Linked DNA regions of Mus musculus: region 1 is linked to region 2. Evidence: chromatin loops called from intact Hi-C (ENCODE). Cell type or tissue: heart. All regions are shown on one strand.

Region 1 (8,000 bases), 62 kb before region 2:
TGCATGTCACTCTCCCAAAGCCAATGGCAGGCACTGAGGGGGTTACTTCCCACCATGACTTATAATCCCGGGAGCCAGGACCCTCCACTGTCCTATCCTACTCCCTCAGGTGACTTGTGGCTTAGACCTGGATCATAATCAGAGGAGGAATCCAGTCAACACCCCGGAACGGCAGCCCTGCTTGGCTGGCCCATGCCTCTCCTGCTCATGGGACTCCAGCTTTCCTTTACCTTCCGGAGTCTCTGAGCAACGGCCTCTCAGGACAGGGAAGGACTACCTGCCACGACCCCACACACTGCCCACCAGCCATCTATGTCAAATCTTCAAGGTCTTAATGGGACCAGCGGTGTAGCTCGGCAGTAGAACACTCGCTTAGCAGGTGCAAGGCCTCAAGTTCAATCCCACCACAGGGGGAAAAAAAAACCAGACTGAAATCAGAGGTTTTAGTTGAAAACGACTCTGTGCTAGTATAGTACACAGGCACAGAGCAGATGGAAAACCAGAGCATCAAAGGAGAGGCTATGGGCTTCCCACCTCCTACTGGGTGCGTGCAGCCAGACTTGAGCGTTGGTCTCTAAGACGTTTTTGCAGATATATAAAAGGAAGGTAATACTAGGCCTTCTCTTCCCTTTATTCTCAAGCTTAGAAGCATGCATGCTTCCCTCCTCTGCTTCATTACGTGCCTGCCTGCAGCCAATTGACATGTGGCCCCCTCTCTTCATGTTGCTTCCACCTCTGGAACATGAAGGAGTGATCCTGGTCACGGGGCCTCTGGCTAAAGGGCGGCCGTGCTGCAGTGCCACCCCTATAGAGGAGGGGCCTTCCTTTATCAGATGTGTTCTGTCTTTTATTAATATTTCAGAGACATGAGTGATGTGTTTCCCTGTTTTCTTTGCTTTCTGAGGTAGCAGTCAGTTCCTGCTAACAGGGGCTGGGACCATTTTCTTACAGTGCTTGTGAGTGGTGTGTTTGCAAAGTGAACTATTTTAAGTTGCCTTTCTCAACACATGTGTTCCAACAAAGGAGTGTGAGCAGATGCAATTTCAGGTGTAGCAGTTGGACCCTGGCCGAGGCAGCAGTGAGGTCACAAGGCAACGTGCCACTGAGACAGTGTTGGCCTCTGGGGGGGGGGAGAGGACAGGGGGGGTGCCATGCCAGCTACTGTACCACAGCTTTCTGCAGCTCCAACTGCACCAACACTCACCCATGTAATCTTTTCTTCATTTGCTGTAGGTCCTGGCCTCAGCTTCTTTTGTCTCCCTTTTCTGTCCCTTCCTCTGCGCAGGCTTCCTTTCTATCTGAACCCCACGCTCGAGGCCACTGCTTAGACCCTCACCTGCTATGGCCTGCTGTCCTTGTGGTAGGATGCACAGGCCCCTCCCTGGGAAGCCAGGCAGCACAGGACCAGACACACTGAGCTCAGCTATTCTAGTACTCTACCTCTGGGACTCGTAGCCACTGAATATCTCTGAGCCTTGGTTTCCAGACAGACATTTCTACCTTCCACAGCGACAAGCCGGGAGCTGAGTGTTTTCAAATGTAGCCCCAAGCCCCTGTCAAATGTGTAATCCATAAATAATTCACTAGCTAGCTTCGAAGAATAGATCTGGTTGGAGGCAATGAGCCCTTGAACACTGCACAGACAGATTTATAAGGCTCAGGCAGGCACAGCACCCCAGGTGCCACTGTGCTTGGAAACTTCTGGTTTATGGCAACTCCAAATGAGGGCCCAGAGATGTGCGCTTCTGCTTCTTCGTTTCTGTAAATGCTAGGAAGACGCAGGAGCTGCTTCACTGCAGCTCTCTGGGCACGAGGAGAGGGACAGCCAGGCGCTCCCTCCAGGCTGTGGGGAAGGAGAATGGAATATCAGCCCTTCCCTGCCGGTCTCCCCTTAGTGTGCAGAGCTGCCAGGCAGTACTGCTCGTGGTGATGTCCTACCAGCGCACATCTAGGTAGCACTATGTGATGTTCAGCGCATGCTTCATGGCTCAGCACTGGGCAAAACAAAACACAGACAAACAAACAAAAAATCGAACAAGGCTAAGCACCAGAGTCATTTAACTTCATCTCGTCTTCTGGATTTATAAAATGGTGCTAATAACAACACTGTACACACTTGGAAGGGCTGGGCTGGGATCCAACAGGCTCATGCCCGATCGTGCCAGAGTAAATAATGCAGTGCTCTGTGAACTCACAGCCAAGGTGTGTGGGCACTGATGACCCCAAGCCACTTGGGGCCGGGCTGTTACCAGGCAGCCACTAGGAGCAGCCGCCGTGAACGTCAGTAATCGCAGCCGAACATCTATATTCCTATCAGTTTCGCAGGAAATAAAATCTAGTGTTTTACAGTCCCCGGGCAAATAACATGTGATGGTATTTATCAGCCAAGTGTGTTTGAAATTAATCACTTGTCTTTGTTTCTACTCCTGAAGAATAAGGGTAAATCTGAGACAGTTTCAGGTTATTAAGGGGGGTACGAGGGCCCCCTGCCGCCTGGGAACGCCAGGCCCACTGCACACAGGCACTGTGTCTGTACTGAGGTTTGTGCTGCCTTTGTATATTGACCTCTCTGCAGTTTCTGTGCCAGAAAAGCAGCAGCTGCTTCCCACAGAGGGCACATCTGGGAACATCTGTATTTGAATACTAAAATGCAGCCAGAAAGCATCACTAGCAAACTATCTGGCAGAGGAAGACAATGGCTTTCTCTTTCGATGTGATATAAATGAGTTGTGTTTTTGCCAAAGCACCGCTCCGAGCTACAGGCTCTGGCACTGGGGCCAGCCACCCCGTCACCCTGACAAGCTTCATGAGGCTCAAGCTAGAGCTAGAAATTTATTCACACATCAACCCATTTTCAAGGGTTTTGAGTTTGAGAACTAAAATAAGGTTTAAGCTATCCAAATTAGAACCACACTGGTGACATGAACACTAAACACTGTCCTGACAATGCACACATTTCCTCCTGTCCTTACAGTGTGCATTTTTCATAGTGGTTATAGTTTGCACGGTTACCTAAGGAATATTTGGTGTGCTTACCAATTGATTAATTGCATGTACTTGGGGAGATGGGGATTGTATTTGCAGTTAGTCGCAGAAATATTGATTCTCCCTTTTACTACCTAAGCCCACGTGGGTGAGGTATTCCCTGCGGTTCAGTGCTCATAAACCTGGGGCCTCAGTTAGGTACCAAAGCCCAGGGAAGGAACACAGACACATGGACAGGCTCTGGGATAGGACATAGGGCAGACTGTGAGGCTACAATGCATGCAATCACAGTACACAGAACTCCAGGTACCCCCTCCCCTTGTGAGACATGTATATTAATACTTTGTAAGGCTTGGAAAGCCCAGGTCAGGGTTTGGCTGGTGCTTAAACTTGTAGGTTTTAGTTTCTTTTTATCTCCAACATACTTAGCACATAATTTCAGAGATGTGCTAAGAGGGCCAGGTGACATATCACAAAACCCTGCCACCACAGCTACCAAGACAGCAGAAGCAGCTAAATCCTGACAGGCAGCACCTTTTCCCTCACAAACAGCAGGCAGCACCGTACCCAGATTACCACTCTGCAAATGTCTGCCTGAACAGCTGCCCTTGTTTTAGGGATGGCTACGTCACTTGTCCTGTGGCTGTGACTAAAGAACACCTGACACGCGGAGCTGAAGGGAGGATTAGTTTTGCCTTAAGGTTTGAGGCGATGTGGGTTTGAGGAGAACACCACGGTGAGGGCACAGTGCATCTGGAGTCAAGAAGCAGAGAGCGAGCAGGAAGTGGAGTGAGGCCCGCCCCAGTGACCCGCTTCCTCCAGTCAGGCTCCATTTCCTCAGGCTTTACAGCCTCCCAAATCACAGCCCCGTGGTTCCAGCCCTCGGGTGGCCGGCACACGAGAATTGATTGCTTGAGTTCACAAGGCCTTACCTCCAAACCAAAATAACACAGCCAAAGACTTTCAAACAGTTAATGTTGAAACGGTGGCGTTTGTGAGGCCATGTGAGGCTGAGTTTGTCTGTAAAGCCACAAGACAAAAGGTGAAACCAGAGATATACGCATCGGTGAAAGAGGCCAGCCTGAGACGGCTCCTTTCCGCTTGCGTCATTCAGGACCAGGCAAGCTTCAGAGTGAAGAAGTTCCTGGGGACAGTGAGTGGTGGCATAACGGGGGTTTTAGGGCACTGACACTGTTCTGTGTGATACAATAGCGGATATGTGACATTTACATTTACAACACAGAGTGAGCCCTACTGTAAATGTCAACTTCAGCTAACAATACATCAACGCCGGCTCATCATTTATGAGATATATACCTTACAGAAGATGTCAATGAAGGGGAAGTAGGAGGTGACAGTGTGCAAACCCTATTTCCTCAGTTTTCTGCTCTAAAATAAGGCAGTTGATAGATAGATAGATAGATAGATAGATAGATAGATAGATAGAACTTCCCCCCTTGGGGGTGGGTGGGTAGTTACAGGAAACAGAAACAGCTCAAACAGAGGCAGGTTGGGCGAGTCTATACCTAGGGTGGACAATACAAGGCTTTTCCACACACAGCTTCATCTGATGATCATCATGTCAAACCTGACACGTGACGAGACAAATCTGTGTGCACAGAGGTGTGACATCCTAAAAGTACTAACAATACCGCTGGGCAGGGACACACGCGGCAATTCCAGTCCTGGTATCCATGGCTCAAGCTCTGCACGGAGAGCCCGGCACACGGCAGGAGGGAGAGCCACAGGCTAAGGAGAGCAATGCTAACTAACATGGCACCCGTGTTAGTACTGACCGAGGGCAGTCCTTGGGACGTCTCTCCCCAGCCCGTGTGAAGCTGACTGGAGGTGGCTGTGTACCTGCCTCGGCTAACGCACACGATTGTCTCCTGGAAAACGGAGACAATGTGAGAGCAGGACATATCACCACATCCTTTCTTCTGTTGCTACAACTGTTCCATCTGAACTGATCCGCAAGTAGGAAGCATGACAGCGTGTACGAGACCCCTGGCTCATCTGTAGTGGACACAGAGTGGGCACACGAAAGGAAGCTCTGCTTTAAGCCTCTGAGATACTGGGATTGCTTATTACCCCATGGCCCGCCAATCCTGACTAATACTCGGGTATAAACGAGTAACGTTACTCTCCAGGAGACATCCCGGGGAGAGTCAGCTATGAAAACTCTATCGGCCCAGTTCCGTGCCGGTGACATACACTTCTGCATTGGAACTTTAGTCCTTTTTATAGGAAAACCACATTTGAGAAGAACCGGGCACCTAAATCAGCATTAGCTAATCTCTACAAGCTTGTATGAATCTAGAGGCAAAGGTCAACCGGGCTTCTCCGAGCCATGGGTTTACTTCGGGAGAATCAATAGAAGCCAAGGCACGAGAAGCCTGCAGACTGAACCGCGTTCTCCTGGGCTGTGTCTTAAATGGTATGTACGTCTAATTTATGAAACATTAAGACTTGAGCACCTGAGGTGATAATGTGATTCTTATGGGGGGGGGGTCGATGATGGTCGAGGCCTCCTAGGGTGTCACTCAGTGCTTAAAGACTGTCACCTTCTCCATCAGTGCCCATGAACCCACCCAATGACTGACTATTCCATGGCAAAACCTGTACAGAATTCAGCACCTCTACCAGGCAGCTGGTGTGGCCTTATTCTAAAGAAAGCATCAAGCTAGCAGTACCACACTTCCCTCTCTCGTGCCACTGGGAAGCTGATGGTCAGACCGCAGGCTTCCCTTTTAATAGCCAGACAGAATATAGAAACGTGTGTCCACCACCCTGGCTTCGGCCAGCGAGCTGACCTGAGCCTCACATCAAGCGTAGTGGCTCCCTCTCACACCCTGCTCTGGCTTCTACGCATACTTCCTGGAGGAGAGGAGACAGAGCAAACAGCCTCAGAGACAGGAAGCTAGGCTGGGCCACATAGACGGAGGTGTGTGAGACCAACAGCCATTTTCATGCCGCCCGCGGCCCATGGCTGGTGTCAGGTTTATTCACAGTCGGTCAAATCAGACCGTCCCAAACTCCAAACCTCAGCTTGGAGGAATATCACCCAATTATTGTATAAACAGTATGCAGATCTGACTGCCTTGCTAGCACAAGAGTTGGTTTGAGTCTATGCTCTGAGCTCACAGGGTCATTAGTAATAGTTACTGCCTCTCCATGGTAACCCGGCAGCCAGAGGACTTTCATAAAAATTATTTTTATCCAAATTATATTAGGGTTGAAAGAATAATATAATGTCACAAAGATCTATTACCTAGGCGTAAGAGCTTCTATCACAGGCGATGAATTATTTATAATGGCCAGCATTCTACGGCAATGTTTTCAAACGAAGGATTTGTAAATGTCCTTTGCAGATGCAAATGAACAGATTAATAAGGAAACAAGCTTTCTGATGTGAGAAGCCTGGATGACAGATTAGCTATTAAGAGCAATTTATAGGTCATAAGATACGAAAGCTGGCAAGAAACACTGCCACCGTCGGCTCTAGGAACAGTAAAACTGCATCTGGTTTCCCAGGGGTTTCCTGTTAGACATTTTAATTACACCAGAAAACTGCCAGGATTTATAATGATTTCATCTTTAGAAAACTTGATGCCCTGTGTAAACTTGATGTAACACATCATTTGGGCCACGGCTCAGAGCCGACAACTTCTGAAACAGCAGAGAGGACCTGACTTCTGGTGTCACCTCCGAGTTCCGCTCCCTCTTTCTCACTGTAGCTGCCTCTGCAGCCAGGCTACGCTAGGAGGGACTGCACAACTTGTGGTGGCCGTCAAGGCTGACACCCAGAGCTGCAGCGGCTGCTAGGGACTAGAGTGAGATGGGGTAGACACCAGATAGCCCGGTCTCGGAGGAGCTTCCCATGACAAAGTTCGCTGGAGCGTGATGTTTTCAGTCTCATGCCATGGCTGCCAGACACCCTGCTCTTCAGTGGCTATAAAACGCTGTTTGGTAAGGGTTAGGATGTAATGGATCGCCCTCCAAAGGCAGTATTTACACTGTGTCATAAAACCTGGCTTTGGCGGGGTAAGATAGATGGAGGAATGTGGAGGAAGACAGATGGAAAACACACATGTACACTAGTGTCCCGGAAAGGGACAGCTTGTGTGCAGATGCTGGGATATGACAGGAGACCTGTAAATAGGGTGGAAAAGGACCCTCAAGGACCCAGAGAGGTGTTCTGGAATTAAACAACCGAGAACTTCTGCTTCCATCTGTGAAGGACCATTACCACGCCCTCCCACTAGAGGGGCCGGGTTGTAACAGTTGTAGAGCCCCCTATTAAACGAACGGTTTCTGGATGCTCAGGAGCAAAGTCGGACCACCTCATCTCTCTGAGTGCTCACTTACTATAGCAGACTCACCCTCTGTCCCTAGGGGGAATGATGATTCCAACCCACGTGCCGGAGCAAGAGACTAGAGGGTTTTAGAGCCGGAAGAGGTTTTATTTATACGTCATCCACTCTACTGGTTTCAGGTGTCACCTGAACACAGTAGTCGAAAGAACGTGGGATCTGAATGATTGAAGGTCTAGCTATTGTACTATACTCGCTTTGTAGATCAGGCTGGCCTTGAATTTGGAGATCTGCCTGCCTCCTGAGTGCTGAGATTAAAGGTGTATGTCTCCACTGCCTGGCAAATTTAAATATTTTTTAAAAATAATGTTAACAAGTGAGGTCTGAAATGTTAATATTTAAAACACATTGTTTCATTCTCTAAAATACTCAGTGCTATTCAGTGACAGAGTTAAACCTTAACAACTTTAATTGAACTTTTTATACAACTGCTAATTCTGCCAGCTGAGGGATCTAGGGTGGGCATGGAACAGTGTGTTTCCTGGGTCCCAGTCTCACCCTGACAGGACACACATTCCCCTGCAAAGCTCCCTCTGTCTGTTTCCTTACATAAAAACTAGGAAATGGCGCCCACTTCGTGGGACAATGATAACCTCACATTTAAAGGGCTTGGGATTGTGCCAGGCTCAGAGGGTGTGTTCA
Region 2 (8,000 bases):
TAGCCTTTCGCGCAAGCACTAATTTTATTATAGCCAGGTTTATGATTTTCCCTTATTTCCTTGCTATTTTTAAATTCAAGGCTGTAACTGGAGGCTTCTGAAGGGCCAAGAGATGAAGGAGCCATTGCGAGTGGCTGGATCTCAGGGGCATCAGGGGCCTCTGGAAGCTAAAATTCAAATGCATGTTAAAAAGAATTTGAATTCAGGGTCCCCCAGGGAGCTTGGTCCAACTAGAAGCACACTGCTTTGCTCTCTTAATCCTTTATTCTACTTTTAATTTCTCCTTTCAAGTCTCATGGTCTCCCAACACTGTCCCCAGCCTTGTTCATTAAAGTTATTTCTGTACACTGGCTGTCCTCAGCAGACCTACTTAGCTACACTTAACAACAGTGTCTGGGGATAAGCTTTGACTTTCAGCACAGTGCCCCACTACTGACTTCTATGACACAATACTACAGCTTCGGATGTGACAAGGACTTTCATTTACAACTTGCCAAATCTACTTGAAGTCCTTTTTCACATAGAGTTCTGTGATGTGGGTTTTAGAAGCTCTGGCTAGACAGGAAGGGTTTGGAGAAGCAGTGTGATTCTAAAGATGTTTCACTGAGATGAAGAAATGCGTATCTAAAGGAGGCGCATAGCCAACAGTCAGGATGAGCAGGGCTACTACCTGCAGGAGTGACAGTTAAATGCCATACCCAACAACGATTGAATTGTCTCTTGTTTACTCACTGTCTTCATTTGATAGACCTTTAATTTGGGGGGGTTGAGAGGCAACAAACAGAAAAAGACAGACAGACACACATTCATGCACTCACGCACTCGGGTTGAGGAAACGTTTGAATCCTAAAATTGCATTAAAAAAAAGAAGAAAAAGAAGAAGAAGAAGAAGAAATTCCAAATGTGACCCTTGAGAGTTACTTTCTAAAACAAAAGTTCAGACATGAGGAAAGTCACAGCACAGGAAATTACAGCCCTGGCAATGCTATTACATAGCAGTCTCTGGATGAGACATTGTCTAACATCTATGGTGTGTCTCCTGGAGCTGAGAACTCAGAGAAACCCTGTGGTTTTGCCGACTGTTAGTGAATGCAGATCACACTCCACCATTGAAACTTCTTAACCCATAAATTTTAAAGTAGCTTTTGGAGTACAGAGGTCAAACATTGAGTAACATTTATTCTCCATTAATGTCATTTTCTATTCATCTGTTTCCATCACCTGTTTTAACAGGCTAAAAGATATACTACCCAGGTACAACTTCACACAATCCTGTGCCACAGGAGACACTCTCAGTCAAAAAACATTGCCAGAAAAGCCACTGCCAACAGCTCCTCCAAGGATACGTAAGCCAGAGTCAGCTCCACTTCGTAAACATCATTCATAAAGTGATTCAAAAGCAGTTGATTTTACTGGTAGGAAATAGTCAAATACTCTCAACATAAACTGCAGGTGAAGCTCAAGACATAGCTGCCACATGCAGCAAGCTGCCACACTGTTCCAGCTGTTGGTGGGGTAAAGACTATAGATCATGGGTATCCCTTACAGCCTCACAGACAGACACGGGGAAGGTGTGCTGTGCTATGAATCACAGCCCCACAGACAGACAGGCAGAAGGTGTGCTGTTATGATCACAGCCTCAGAGACAGGTGGAAGGTGTGCTGTGCTATGGTCACAGCCTCACAGACAGACAGGCAGAAGGTGTGCTGTGCTATGGTCACAGCCTCACAGACAGACAGGCAGAAGGTGTGCTGTGCTATGATCACAGCCTCTCAGACAGGCGGAAGGTGTGCTGTGCTATGGTCACAGCCTCACAGACAGGCAGAAGGTGTGCTGTGCTATGATCACAGCCTCACAGACAGGCAGAAGGTGTGCTGTGCTATGATCACAGCCTCTCAGACAGGTGGAAGGTGTGCTGTGCTATGATCACAGCCTCTCAGACAGGCAGAAAGTGTGCTGTGCTATGTGTCATCCCCTCCAGACTCAAGTCATCGCTGACAATGGGCTAAAGATGGATTCCAAGTCTCATGCCCACACTGCTCACCAGGGGTGGGACTTCCATCTCTGCCGAGACCCTGCACAAGAGCTCTCTTCTCACTGAATGAAGTCCATCAGAAAACAACGCAAACAAATCAAGGCAAGGTCGAGTTATTTGAGATCATAAAAAACTATAGTTTATAATCTCAGGTAACGAGGAAAGTCCACAAATACTCCATTTTCAGTGAAGCAGTGGTAAGACAAATAGACAAGCTGGAAGCCATTGACCGAACAGTCAGTAGCTGTCTGTGTGTCCTCTGGTGGATCTGTCAGAGCCTTGGCTGTCACTGCTGTAACATGAAGGCTAAGCACAGTCTGTGATCTTCATCTGGTCCACAGATGTAGTACTAAATAAATAGCATCAGGAATCAAAACATTTATAAAACACACACAACACACTGCTTCATAGCAGAGGAAACTGGCTCCCAGGAACAAGTAGAACAGAGCTGTATAATTCAACAGCCACCTTCAGGCACCAGTGAGCTTCATGGGCATTAGGGGCAGGATAGACGAGCAGAGACCCTTGGCAGAGGCAAAAACTAGGTGTGCAGTCATCCAGTGAGAAAGGTGAGCGTGAGGTGGCTGCCAAGAAGTACAGACTCTTCCCAGAGCTGCTCAGCAGCCCCCACACCAGCAGATAGAACTAGCTCAAAGCTACTAAGGAAGCCATGACTTACAGTGTCTGCACCATGGAAGCTGCATTCTGACTCTGCGCCACCCTCACTGCGTCTCACTGTGAGACTTCAGAGGCAGTGCCCACCTGTGACGACGGGGAAGACAAGAACCACACACACTGATAATGTTGCTCTCGGTGTTCTTCTGGGACCACAGATAAAAATAAAAGCTTCTAATGGTAGCGCCGCAGGCTTAGAGTGAGGACCAAGCCAAAGAGCAAAGCTGAACTGAGAGAATGGGCAGAAACAGGTGTTAGGATCATCCCAGGGTTTATCTCTCTCCATTAAGATGACCTTCTCTAAATGCCTTTCAGATATCAATGAAGCTGCCCCCATCCCAGGAGAGACCACATCACTAAGATATGCTGAGCACTGTTTAGGTATCATGGTCGGTAGTCAGTATGAAAGGAACCAGCACAACAGAACCAGGAGAAATGGAAAGAAAACGGAAACAGATCCATGAACTTGGCGGTGGGATGTGAAGTAAGTGATATGAAAATGTTCAACTAAAACCTCATTAAGATGGGGCAAGAGAGCCGGCTTGGTGGCTGAGAGGGCCTGGGTTTGATTTCCAAGCACCCAGATGGTGGATAATTGGCATCTGCGGCTCCAGTTTCAGTGTCTGATGCCCTCCTCTGCCTTTTGCAGGTACTATGCAAGCATGTGGTGCACAGACATGAAGACGAACACTCAACAGATAAAATAAAAGTTAATATAATAAAATAAGACAATAAGAAATAAAATGTACTTTAAGACAATTTCAGGACTCGAGAGATAGACGGCTCATCAGCCAAGAGTGCGCACTGTCCTTCTAGAGGACTTGAACTGGGTTTGGAGCAGCCATGCCAAGAATTTCACAACCCTTTTTAATCCAGCTGCAGGGATGCTGCATCTCTGGCCTCCAAATTACCTGTACCCATGTGTACATATCCAGAGACACACACACATGTTCACACATATACACATAATTAAAAATAAATAATAGGTGCTAGAGAGATGGCTAAGTGGTTCAGAGCACAGTCTACTCTTTGAGAAGACTCTGGTTTGATGTTCAATGGCACATGTGGATGTGTGTGCAAGCCAAACACCCATACAAGAGCTGGACAAGAGAGAGAAGTGTGTGATCTAGGAGGGGGAGGAAACAGAAATAAGGTTAGAAACAGTCTCAATTCTGAGAGACTGAGAGGACAAAAACCATGGGATAGAAAAGCGTTTAAGAGATGATGCCTGAGAATGTTGCAATGGGGTAAAAGCTTCAAGACAGAATTCAAGCCTCAGTGAATCTCAAGGTGGCAGTGACAAAGCAGGCCACACTCTGGCCACCCTGTGAGAAGAGCTGATAAGGCCACTGCAAAAGCAAAAAAAACAAAAAAAAAAAAAAAACAAAACAAAAAAAAAAACCAAAAAACAAAAAACCATAAACACTGCAAAGAATCCACAAATCAGAGGGATGCTCAAGCAACAGAAAATCTAAGCTGCCGGAGCCCCGAGGGATCTAATGGGGTGGAGTAGCATTGAGAACGAGGGGAGGTACAAGAGGAACCAAAAACCAAGGAAACTTTGCCTGGCCCTGGCTCCTCAGGACAGCCCTCGTCCTTCCTGTGGCCTGGACTCCTGAACAGCTGGAAACAATGGAGTGAGCAGAACTTAGAAAGGCATGCTTAGTTTGCGAAATTCACAGAAAATCCATTTGGGGAATTATTCATCCACTCTCCATAACACATCGGATTTCAGCAGAAGTTCACTTAAACACATGGGTCCTAACAGAACCCGATTTGAAACACAGATATGCTTTGTGACGATACACACACAACTCTTCCTCCTCCTGCTCAGTAGCTGTGTGTCCTCCAGTCACTTCCTCTTTGCAACTGAGACATGAAGGACTGTGTCAGCCGGAGAAGCAGTAGCTTCCGTTCCTAGTTCATCTACAGAACATTATCTAGATCTAACTTAAGACATTTCTATGGAGAACCGATTTTAGTGATAGACAAATATAAGACAGAAGGATCTATGAGGGAGTTTTTATTTATTAAGAGTGCCCACAAGACTGAAACAGAAGCATAGGAGGCTGTGGTGCGTGAACAACCCCGGTCACTTGACAGACCGGAGAAAGGCTGTGTGGGGGATGGGCCCACCGTGGTTAATGGACTCAGGCTGCTCTGAAGAGGACTGACTCCTGATGCTTAGAGTACAGTAGGGTAGCTATGGCTCCCAGCAGTCAATGATACCAATACTGAGAAGCGATGGTGAAGCGTCTGACTGGCGTGTGCACGGCCTCAGCCCCCAGCACAGGAAGAGAAGGCCTATAAATGCAACACTCCCGATAAATGTGTTTGATTTCTACGCCAGTCAAAATGTTTGTATGATATTTAAAACAGAGTAGCTTCAAACTCACCATAAAGGCGAAGATACCCGAGCACCTGTGTCTGCCTTCTGAGTGCCAGGATGCTGGTGTGAGTGCCCGGATGCCCGTGTGCACCGCCCCAGAGAGCGAGCTCAGGACTTTTTGCACCCAACAAGACTCTGCAAACTAAGTTATGTTCCCAGTCATAATTAAGAAAATAAACAAATAAATAAACAAACTTTTTTATTAGGGGGAGAGAGAAAGAACCCTGAATTCTATTTAGAGGGCTCTTAAAGTCCATTTCGGCAGAGTACACATTTACTAATCCACAGGACGGGAGACACAGCTCTGCGGGGACACCGAGCTCAGTTCTGTAACCCCTGTTTCTAAAGCAGCTTTCCAGACAACCATGGTCTGCTCTGCGAGCTCTGGAGGCCTTCTAGCTGTGTGTGCATTGCACTTTCAACAAGGACAGAATGACTTTACGTCATGATTTGCTCCAAACAATAAAACCGGTGTGCAGTTTGTGCTACAGCCTGCTAAAGCCATCTTACTGATGTGCTCTTCCTGTTTTCTCACAGGATCTCAAGGCACCGAAGGAACCAGAAACCTCGCCCAGGTGTAGGAGGGCGGAATGTTTTTTGACTCCAGCAATGCGGCCATCCTACTGTGCCGAGCCTCGACCATTCCTGACAGACATGCACATTTATGCTCAATGCTCCTCTTACAAGAAACGTACTTTCCTCTCATGTGTGAAGGGAGGCACTGCAGCTCTCCTGCTGGAAATGGTATTCTGTAGTGAAGAAATTGTTGTTTATATGTCTAGAGGGGTGTGTGTGTGTGTGTGTGTGTGTGTGTGTGTGTGTGTGTGTAGTGCTATCAGTTACTGAACTTGGGAGGTAGAGGCTGGTAATCTCTGTGTGTTTGATGGCAATTTGAGCCACATAGCAAGTTAGAGGACAGCAAGAGCCACAAAGTGAGACTCTGTCTCAATAAATAAGTAAGGGACTACTTTAAGAGATTTAGAAATACCAGAGTTTCTTTTGAGGCCAAGTCTGATGTAGCCCAGGCTAGACTTGAACTTGCCAGGTAGCTGAGGATGACCTTAAACTCTTAGTGACCTTGAATTTATGCTCAGCCAATGGCCTTATTCTATAGCATTCACTGTGGGAAGCCACCCTAGGAGAAGGCCACTGTCTGAGCAAGCGAGAATTCCATCAGCTAAGACATGGTGGCTACAAGAGGACGGGGAGAAATATGATAGGAGGCATGGTGATGGTGAGGATGGTGGTAGTGATGGTTATGGTGATGGTGAGGATGGTGGTAGTGATGGTGGTGGTGATGATGCAGAGTTTTATAGGGGGAAGTGGACTGTCTGCAGGCGGCCTGCTTTGCAAGCACACTGCTTTGCAGCAGCCTCATGCAAACTTGCTGCACATGCTCTTTCCTTTGATGTCATCACTGTTTTATCAGCGGGCTGAAGAGAAGTTTTGATAACTGGCCTCGGGCCTAAGAGGTCTGACTCAGCTGATTTATAATGTAAAGACCTCACCCTCGGCACTGGGTCCAACGGCCTCTCCTTCAAGTCCTGCTGTCTCAGGTGACCTGAGTTACTGTGTAACTGTCCTGATCATTTCTCAAAGGTCTGTGAGACACAGAGAGAAGGTTGCCAAGCCTTCCCCTGTGAACTCAATACTCCCCGTGAGGACAGAGCTCTAGGCTCAAACGGAATGTTTTTTACATTTTAATCTACTCCCTCAACTACTAGAAGTAAAATAAAGACCCCCAAACACATTCTTTCTGTCTTACACACATGTATGCACACACAACACACATACCACAGACCTTTTAATGGATTTCACACTACCACTAGTACAGATTATATAATACACACTGTGTGGAAACAGCACTGGAGACAGTGCAGTGGTGGAGGGGGGTCCCTGGGAGACATCTAAGTAACTTCCTGCGGCTGACGCAGACCCAGAAGCTCCGTTTTCTCCTGGCCTGGCAAACCCACAGGTGCCGGGAGCCTCTGGCAGTCATAATTCACCTCGCTTTCATAATCATGAAGAGTCGTATTTCACTTTACAAGATCCTTTGTGAGTAGCGTGCTGAGCCTGTAAAAGGAACCCTCACTGATGTGAGTTTTAGAATTTAGTCTCTTAACAGCAGAGATAACTGCAAAAAGGAAGGGGAGTGAATCAGATATAGTTGTGTTTTCTAGTTTCTAAAACTTGCTCTAGTTTCTAAAACTTGCTTGGAAGTTGCGAGTTGAGGAAGCTTTAAGGCTCCTGCCACTGCCTAGATTCTCCAGCCTACGAGCCTCCATCACCAGCTTTGGCCTGGAACAGGAGGGTAGAGCCTCCAAGGATGAGAGCAATGGTCGCCTCCTAATCTGCACAGCAAAGGCACAACATGTGGTGTGTGCTGACCCAATGGATACGACAGTTAGTATATGTGAGCTGCAGCTCTTTCCTTCTGGGTACCAGGTGGGGGGTCCAGAGCTACCATGTGGGTTCTTTTCAAATACTTTGACAGCTGAGTGTCATCTCTCTAGCCCCTGGATACATGTATAGAAGACATAAATGGTTTAAGGCATATGAAAACACATCAAGCATCAGCAACCATAAAGGCATATGAAACAGAATGACTATGGTTGTCACCACAGACATGCTAGGAATATGGCCCCATAATTTGGGTGGTAGTGGTGCACACCTTTAATCCCAGCCCTCGGGAGGCAGAGGCAAGTGGATCTCTGAGTTGGAGGCCAGCCTGGTCTACAGAACAAGTTTCAGGACAACCATGGTCACACAGAGAAACCCTGTCTCAAAAATAAAAACAAGACAAAAGAATGGCCTCCATAGGCCATTGAATGTTTAGGGAGTGGCACTGTTGGGGGAGTGGCTTTGTTGGAGGGGGTGTGGCCTTGTCAGAGAAAGTTTGTC

What was found. A loop is a pair of places that touch in the nucleus more often than their neighbours do. Peaks named below come from ENCODE experiments on the same cell type or tissue, not always from the same donor. Only the 100,000 strongest peaks of a DNase experiment are listed, where the experiment ranks them.
Region 1: a loop joins it to region 2, with 2.9 times the contacts of the local background. A loop is called at or near these places in 3 of 42 quality-filtered maps.

What each region holds. Positions count from the first base shown.
Region 1 is chr5:111,174,494-111,182,493 of GRCm38, reverse strand. The region is part of intron 5 of Ttc28 (tetratricopeptide repeat domain 28); the gene reads right to left. Among named protein-coding and RNA genes, the nearest start is that of Gm35628, 56 kb to the left of the region's middle. In heart, no CTCF peak of the experiment used is centred here; DNase peaks (open chromatin) are centred at 3,813 and 5,817; H3K27ac peaks cover 760 bases; H3K27me3 peaks cover 297 bases.
Region 2 is chr5:111,112,452-111,120,451 of GRCm38, reverse strand. All of the region lies in intron 5 of Ttc28 (tetratricopeptide repeat domain 28), which reads right to left. Among named protein-coding and RNA genes, the nearest start is that of Mir701, 110 kb to the right of the region's middle. In heart, no CTCF peak of the experiment used is centred here; DNase peaks (open chromatin) are centred at 419, 4,251 and 5,631; H3K27ac peaks cover 539 bases; H3K27me3 peaks cover 2,787 bases.